3 separate regions of the Homo sapiens genome follow, and regions 1 and 3 are each linked to region 2. A link is a loop called in an ENCODE intact Hi-C map of the cell type or tissue named here. Cell type or tissue: HCT116. All regions are shown on one strand. Region 1 overlaps PDZD8 (PDZ domain containing 8). Region 2 has its middle 19 kb from the start of KCNK18. Region 3 overlaps LOC105378502 (a long non-coding RNA gene).

What was found. Peaks named below come from ENCODE experiments on the same cell type or tissue, not always from the same donor. Only the 100,000 strongest peaks of a DNase experiment are listed, where the experiment ranks them.
Region 1: a loop joins it to region 2, with 10 times the contacts of the local background. A loop is called at or near these places in 83 of 110 quality-filtered maps.
Region 3: it touches region 2 in a loop (10-fold over the local background); 30 of 110 quality-filtered maps call a loop at or near these places.

The regions. Positions count from the first base shown.
Region 1 is chr10:117,318,999-117,321,498 of GRCh38, forward strand. The region is part of intron 2 of PDZD8 (PDZ domain containing 8); the gene reads right to left. Among named protein-coding and RNA genes, the nearest start is that of PDZD8, 55 kb to the right of the region's middle. In HCT116, CTCF peaks have their summits at 137 and 1,257; a DNase peak (open chromatin) is centred at 1,267.
Region 2 is chr10:117,215,639-117,218,138 of GRCh38, forward strand. No RefSeq gene overlaps it. Among named protein-coding and RNA genes, the nearest start is that of KCNK18, 19 kb to the left of the region's middle. RefSeq lists enhancers at 215-732, 1,229-1,278, 1,250-1,767, 1,309-1,448 and a silencer at 979-1,038. In HCT116, CTCF peaks have their summits at 1,160 (motif pointing right) and 1,363; a DNase peak (open chromatin) is centred at 1,173; H3K4me3 peaks cover 806 bases; H3K27ac peaks cover 429 bases.
Region 3 is chr10:117,448,670-117,451,169 of GRCh38, forward strand. All of the region lies in intron 1 of LOC105378502 (a long non-coding RNA gene), which reads left to right. Among named protein-coding and RNA genes, the nearest start is that of PDZD8, 74 kb to the left of the region's middle. In HCT116, a CTCF peak has its summit at 1,043; a DNase peak (open chromatin) is centred at 1,042.

The DNA.
Region 1 (2,500 bases), 100 kb after region 2:
AGAGTATCATACCTGTTATATTCATTAAAATTTTTCTTTCTGATTATTATAACAAGAAACAACACATTACTCCATTACTATTATAGCTTTAGTAACAGAAAAAAAAATTAAGTCAAATATTTTATACACCCTCTAGTGGAAACATGAAGTAAAGCTAAAATTTGGTGAGATTCCAGGATATGCTATTTTTCAGCAGCTAAGTCAAACAAATACAAAGTATTATCTACTCATTAGGTAAAGAAATTGACCAAATATGTACATGTAGCAGCAAGAGCTATACATCTTCAAAACAGACTGTTGAATTTAAAAACAAACAAGATGCAGAATAATGCTAGTATACCATCAACTCTGTAAAACACATACACACACTAAAGTGCAATATAATTGCTCATAAACACACACACACACACACACACACACACACACACACACACACTCTTCATCTACTAATGTGACCTCAGGCAAATTATTTAACTTCTCTACGCTAAGCCCAACTCCTCCTCTAGAAACTCTGGGCAAAAATAGTACTTACCTCTGAGAACTGTTGTGAGTAAAAGGCAATGCACACAAGGCATTTAGCATAGTGCCTAGCAAACACTAAGTGCTCAATAAATGTTATCTCTATTATTGTCTTGAAAACAATTGTCAAGGAATACTGGCATCATGTAATTTTACTGTTTAATATTTAGATCTAAAAAAGACATATGAGGTCCAGTCACGAGATTATATAATATAGTTTTTATTGCTGAAGAAAAAAGGTTACTCATGGGTCCAACTTCTATATTATCTATCCTCAAAATCAGAATGTAAATCTGCCAACTTGTTTCAGGAGTAAGCTTGAGAACAGCTTTAACACTAACGAACATGTTGACTGTTACTCTATTACTTTACCTCTCTATGAAGATCATGAGGTAGTAGTGAATAATGAAAAGGTGGATAAAACACATTAGAGAAATTTAAAAAAAACTGTGTCCGCAGGTTAAAGACCTCAAGCAAATCATGTCCATACTCCACAAACTAGACTCACAAACAGAAGTCTGAATAAACTCATGGTGAAAAATCAAACCCAAACAAACAAAAACAAACCCCTAAAATTCTAAGCTCTAAACAATTCTTAAATAATCTTAAAAGGAACTTTAAACTTAGTGCTTAACAACCTATTATCAAAAAGAAGGCAGTCCAAATACATACAGGATTCTTAAACATAAAACACTAAGTTTAGGGAAAAAATGAGAATTTACATTCATTAAAGCTCTGCTGCCACCACCTGTTCAAAGAGTAAACTACCTAAGGGCCTTTACTATCAGGCAGACAAAACTGCACCAGCTAGTGTCCCCAAATTCCTGACAGGTATAAATCTTCAGAATTCAGGAATGAAAAAGCAAAATTGTCAGAAATTCTCCCCTGTAATCGTAAGTTATTCCATATTTTTCACAGCACTTTAAAAATGTTTTTAGAAAGAGTAATAAAAAATTTAACAAAAATTAACTCAAAATTTAACATAAACTAACTCAAAAATTAACTCAAAAGTTTAACAAAAATTAACTCAAAATTAACAGACCTGAATATAAAAGCTAAAACTATAAAATCCTTAGAAGAAAACATAAAAGTAAATCTTTTTGACCTTGGACTAGGCAATGGTTTCTTAAATACAATAAGTACCAAAAGAAAAATAGATAAACTGGATTCCACCAAAGTTAGGAAAGTTTTAAAGTAAATGAAAAAACAACCCAGAGAATGGGAGAAAATGTTTGCAAAACAAGTATTTGATAAGGGCCTAGTATCCAAAAAACATATAAATTCTTTACAGCTCAACAATAAAAAGACAAATAATGCAATTTTAAAATGGGCAAGGAATCTGAATAGGCACATCTCCAAAGATGCACGAATGGTCAACAAGCACATGAAAAGATGCTCAACATCATTAGCCATTGAAGAAGGGCAAATCAAAATGACTTTATACCCACTAGATTGGCTATAATAAAAGAGACAATAACAAGTATTGCTGAGGATATGGAGAAATTAGAATGCTCATACATCGCTGATGGGAATGTAAAATGATATAGTCACTTTGGAAAACAATTTGACAGTTACCTAAAAAGTTAACATAGAGTTAACACATAGCTCAGTAATTTCACTCCTAGGTGTGTAAGCAAGAGAAATGAAAGCATACATTCATACATGCATGCAAATGTTCACAGCAGCATTATTCATACCTAATAGCCAAAAAGTGGAAACAAGCCAAATATCCATCAAATGATGAGTGGGATAAATAAAATGTGTCATATCCATATAATGAAATATTATTCGGCAATAAATGAAGTATTAATACATGCTACATACACTATGAATGAACCTTGAAAAACTTCTAAGTGAAATAAGCCAGCCACAAAAGACTACATATTGTATGATTCCATTCATATAAAATATCTTGAATAGGCAAATTTATACAGATAGAAAGTTATTTAGGGTTGCAGGAGGAGTACTAGAGGAAAATGGG
Region 2 (2,500 bases):
AGGATAACAATGTTCTCACCTGTCCTCTCCTCTCCAGACTCTGAGCTGCCCAAATAAAATGATCGTGCCTTTTTTCATCCTTATTGCTTTTTTTCCCTTTTAATCCTTGAGTCTCTACTCTGCAGCATCTCCCACATAAGGGAGGACGCTGGGTGGGACTTAGGTGCACAGAAACACCAAGGAGAGCAGCCAGCGTTTGCTGCACACCTACTTTGCGCCAGGTCCTGGGCTGAGCCTTGCGTGTGCCTCTCATCCAATGCTCCCTGCAGCCTCCCTGTGGGGACAGTTTGTGAGGACAGTAGCCTGGGAGAAGCATGAGGGCTGGGGTCCTGGGCAGGGATGCTGAAGCGGGAAAGGCCCTCCAGCCAGCGAGGCCTCCCCCAAACTGGAACTGACCCTGTCCTAATAAGAGGTAGTATTTCGTCTTCTCCAAGCTCGGTTTCTCTTGGTGATCCCAGGGGGCTGCTTCTTGCCTGGCTTGGACTCACTTGGGGGATCATCGTCAACTGCCCAGCATCACTTGGCTCCATGGGAGGGCCTGCGGGGTCTCAGGTTGGCTAAAGTCCACCTCCGGGAAGCGGGGGTCCTGGAAATTGCCCCGGAAGCTCCCAGACTCAGGAGGGGAGGGGATTTTGACGGTCACCCGCTGCATCTCCTACTTATGGGTGCAGAAGTGCCCTGCTCCGCTTGCACATCTCATCTCCAGCCTCCCGGTACCTGGACCAAAGCCTTTGGTGCGACTCACCCAGCCGCTGTGGGGGTCGTCCCGTTCAGTGGTCCACCAGCCCTGAATGCTGTATTGTTAGTGCCCTCCCCGCCTTTAGAATACGAAGAAACTGAAGATCAGGGACGGTAAGCGATTTTGTTCAAGATGACACAGCCAAAGAGATGCAGAGGGGGCGTCGAGGCGGAAGAGGGGTTCCTCGGGGAGGCCCAATCCCCGGGGACGATAGGGGCTGCGAGAGTGGGCGCTGTCAGAAGAGGGGCAGCTAGTCCAGGCCAGGCGCCCCAGGATGGGGTAGTGGCTCAGAGGTCGCGGGGTGCTGGAGCTGATGGAGGAATCCTTCCGCACACGCCCGCGGCCCCTCCGCTCCCGCGAGGTCTTGCGGCCGGGCTGCGCTTTCCCAAGCGGCCACCAGGTGGCGCGGCCAGACCGCGCAGACCCCAAGCTTTGCGCCAGCAGGTGGCGCGTCCCAAGCTCCCCGCCTTCGCCGCGAGGAAGGGTCCTCCCGGGAGCGGACATCTCCAGCCGCGGTCCCCGGGGAGGGCTCCCCCTTCCGACTCCAGTCTTCCACCGTGGACTCCTGAGAGGGGACGCCTCGGACTCTTGTTCTCACCTCCGTCCCCGGGACGGGCACTTCGCACCGCTGTCCCCGCAATCCCAAGTCCTGCCAAACTTGTCGCAGCATGCCCACTAGCTTCACCCTGGCTGCCTCTTTCCTGACCCCACAGCCTCCCTGCGGGCCTGCGGACAGACGGGGTGCAGCTCACAAGCGACGCCTGGGAGCTCCTCGTGTCCGGATGTCGCGTCCCACCTGGAGCCCCCTGCCTCGGACGCTCAGTAGCCAGGTCCAAGAATGGCCGGGATGCTGGGGCTGGGGCTTTGCTTCCTGTCTCCAACACTGCGGTGATTCTCAGCTGGGGTCGAGAACCCCTGCCTTCACCGGAGCGCTGGGGCCAGGCGAGCCCAGACAGGAAGGGGATTGGAAGGGCCTCGCGCTTCCTAAGAGGGCCAGTGAGAGAGAGGGTCTCGGACGCAGGAGACCTGGCCGCACCCCTGCCCTGCTGGGTAACCTCACGCAAGTCGAGCTCGCTCCTGGGTCTGTCCCGGGATGGGGAGGGGATGGGCAGGGGATGGGCCAAGGCAGCCCCTATGGTCCTGCCTTGTCACCAAAAGAGCAGCTGCTACTTTCATGGGCGGGAAGTAGGTGTGGCCTGTCCTTCTGGGGCACTGGCATGTGGGCTGCTGAATGCACTGCTCTGTGCTGGGCGCTGCCTCTCCGTAGGAGCGTGCCTGGCAAATGGGAGGACGGGAAGGAAGCCAATATTTAATGAGCAACTAATATGTGCAGGCTGTGTAGCCACGTCACACATTTAACCTTCTCAGGTGTGCCCGTGTGGTTCTCAGTGATCTGCCCGTCGCTCTGGCACCGTGCTGGCATGTGGTGGGCATTCGGTAAACATCGGTGCACGAATGAGTCCCTGTCACCAATCTCTGGAGTAGGTTAATATTGGTGCCTGGGTCAGAGGCTTTGCCCCTGAAGGCTTGTGCCGGAGCCCTGCTCAGAACTGCAGGAAACTTCCCTGACACTGTCCCTTCCCCAGTTCAGGTGGGCCAGGCTAAACCCCTGAAGGTGGTGCTTCAGACAGCCCCTGTGGTCCTGCCTTGTCACCAAAAGAGTAGCTGCTACTTTCATGGGTGGGAAGTAGGGGGTGATCTGACCTCCCAGGGCAGAGATATCCACTGACTCCCAGCAAGGGAGCTGTTAAGGGCAGAGAT
Region 3 (2,500 bases), 230 kb after region 2:
CCTCCCCGTCCCCCTCCCACAGTTAAACTTCCTGCTACAGAACACTGGGCTGCTCTAATTGACCTTGAATGAGATGGTGTTTACAGCTGCGACTTAGCATCCATTGATCTTGAATTGATTAAGCGAGCATTTTGCAAAGGAGAACTACAAGAACAGGGACAAAGAGCCCCATGCATTGAGGATTTCATGCCACCCATTCACCCCCTTTGCTTCACACATCTAATGTGTGTGTGCTTTAAAAAAAATAAACAAACAGTGAATGAATTACTGTAAAGACAGAAGAGGAACCGGGTCCAACTTTCACTCAGCAGGAGGGCAAATTGGCTGCCCAGGGCCCTGAAAGGGCATTCCCAGCCCTCATTAGTTTTAACCAGAGGGGCCCTGTCCAATTCCCCCAAGAGCAGGCAGCCCATCAGAGCTCGGTGGGTTGGGACTTCGTCAGCGATTGTAAACTCTTTGGATCAGCTTTTTTTTGTGTGTGGCAGTTCCAGCACTTGGCTGGGCCCCCGGAAAGAGCAGAAAACTTGGGTTCTCCTCTTGGCTCTGCCTGGCTGAGCTTAACTGGCAAGACGTTTTGGGGGCCTCAGATCACTCATCTGTAAAATGAGGGGGTTGGACAAGAAGAGTGACTTCCAAACCTTTAATTTTTTTTGTCCTGAAATCTATTCTTTCTGCAAAGCCTAACTGGGCCACGTCTCCCCCTACAGTAAGTTAAAACAAACTTGGAAAAAAGATGAGGTGGGGAGAGGCAGTGTGGTCCCTTACTCCTCCCACCCCTGATCTCCAGTCTGAGAGGGGGCTTCATGGGACCCCTCAGCTCCTGCAGAATGCAGTTTGCAAACCACTTCAGGATCTTATCCAGTTCTGATTGGAGCTGCTCCCCATCAGGAAACTATGCTTGCAGCAGTTAGGAATTGTACATTGCTGCTGCTAATAGGAACCTGACAAGTGGGGGCTTACAGAGATTACGGGGTTATTTATTCATTTATTTGGTTACAAGAAGTCCAAAGTCAGGCGGCCCAGGGCTGGTACGGCAGCTCCACAGCGCCATCTGGGAGGAGAGACTCAGGCTCCTTTTCTCTTTCTGTCTCATCATCCTGGGCACAGGACTATCATTCTCCAATTGGGCTCATGGTCCAAATATGGCTGCTGAAGCTCCAGACATCACATTCACATTCTAAACAGGAAAAAGGAGGAAGGGGAGAAAGACAGACAGGAACACGACAGTTCAGTCTGCTCCCTTTAAAAAGCTTTCTGGGTGCACTACTCACCATTCCAGCTGTCATCTCCCTGGCAAGAGCTGTGTCACATGACTTTTTTTGGCTGCAAGGGAAGGCAGGAAAAGCTATTATTTTAAAACTCGGGTTATATTGGCATCCAACATAAAACAAGGGTTCTGCCAATAATAATGATGAAAAGGATGGAGACTGGGTAGACCCAGGAAAAAACGCAACAACAAGCTAGAATCTGTCAAGCACTTACCATGTCCCGGGCAACATGCTATGGTGTGAATGAACTGATTTAATTCTCGTAACTGCCTAGTGAGGTAAACTCTCGTTCCCATTTTACAGCTGAGGATGTTGAGACACAGAAAAGTCACGTAACTTGGCCAAGATTCCACAACAGATAAGTGACCAAGACAGGATTTTAACTCAGACATTTAGATGCTACAGCCCAGACCCTTCACCCCAGATTATTCCTCCCCTGTGAAGACCATAAAGTAAATTAACGCCCCGGACCTTTCAATGCTGTTTCAGCATCTTTATTTAATTTAATTTCATTATTATTTTATTTTATTTTGAGATGGAGTTTTGCTCTTGTCCCCCAGGCTGGAGTGAGATGGCACCATCTCAGCTCACTGCAACTTCCGCCTCCCGGGTTCAAGCGATTCTCCTGCCTCAGCCTCCTGAGTAGCTGGGATTACAGCTATGCACCACCACACCTGGCTAATTTTTGTATTTTTAGTAGAGCTGCGGTTTCACCATGTTGGCCAGGCTGGTCTTGAACACCTGACCTCAAGTGATCTGCCTGCCTTGGCCTCCCAAAGTGCTAGGATTACAGGCATGAGCCACCACGTCTGGCCATCAGCATCTTTAAAAGAAAGGGTATACAAAGCACGGAGTGCCAGAGCCTGCACCCCAGTTTCCTTATTGTCTTTCTCCTGGCACTAAGGCAGCAGTGACAGGCCAAATTGTCCATGATGCATTTATCAGGAGGTAAGTGTTTCAAATACTGTTTGGAGGGATTTCAGGGGAAACATTTTCAGGGACTTGACTTGCAGGAATGATTTATGAAGAAATATGAAAAGAGCTAAATATATATGGGCTGGCAAGTATGAAAAGAGCAAGAAAGGAAGGGAGGAAGGCAGCATAAATTAAAACACACAGACAGCCTGATTTTTCCAGAAATCCAGGAGAGGAGGGCCGCAATGGGAGGCAAAGGGAGGCATGACTCAGATCCAGTTGAAAAAGGAAACACAGCAAGCCCTTGGCTCCATCCA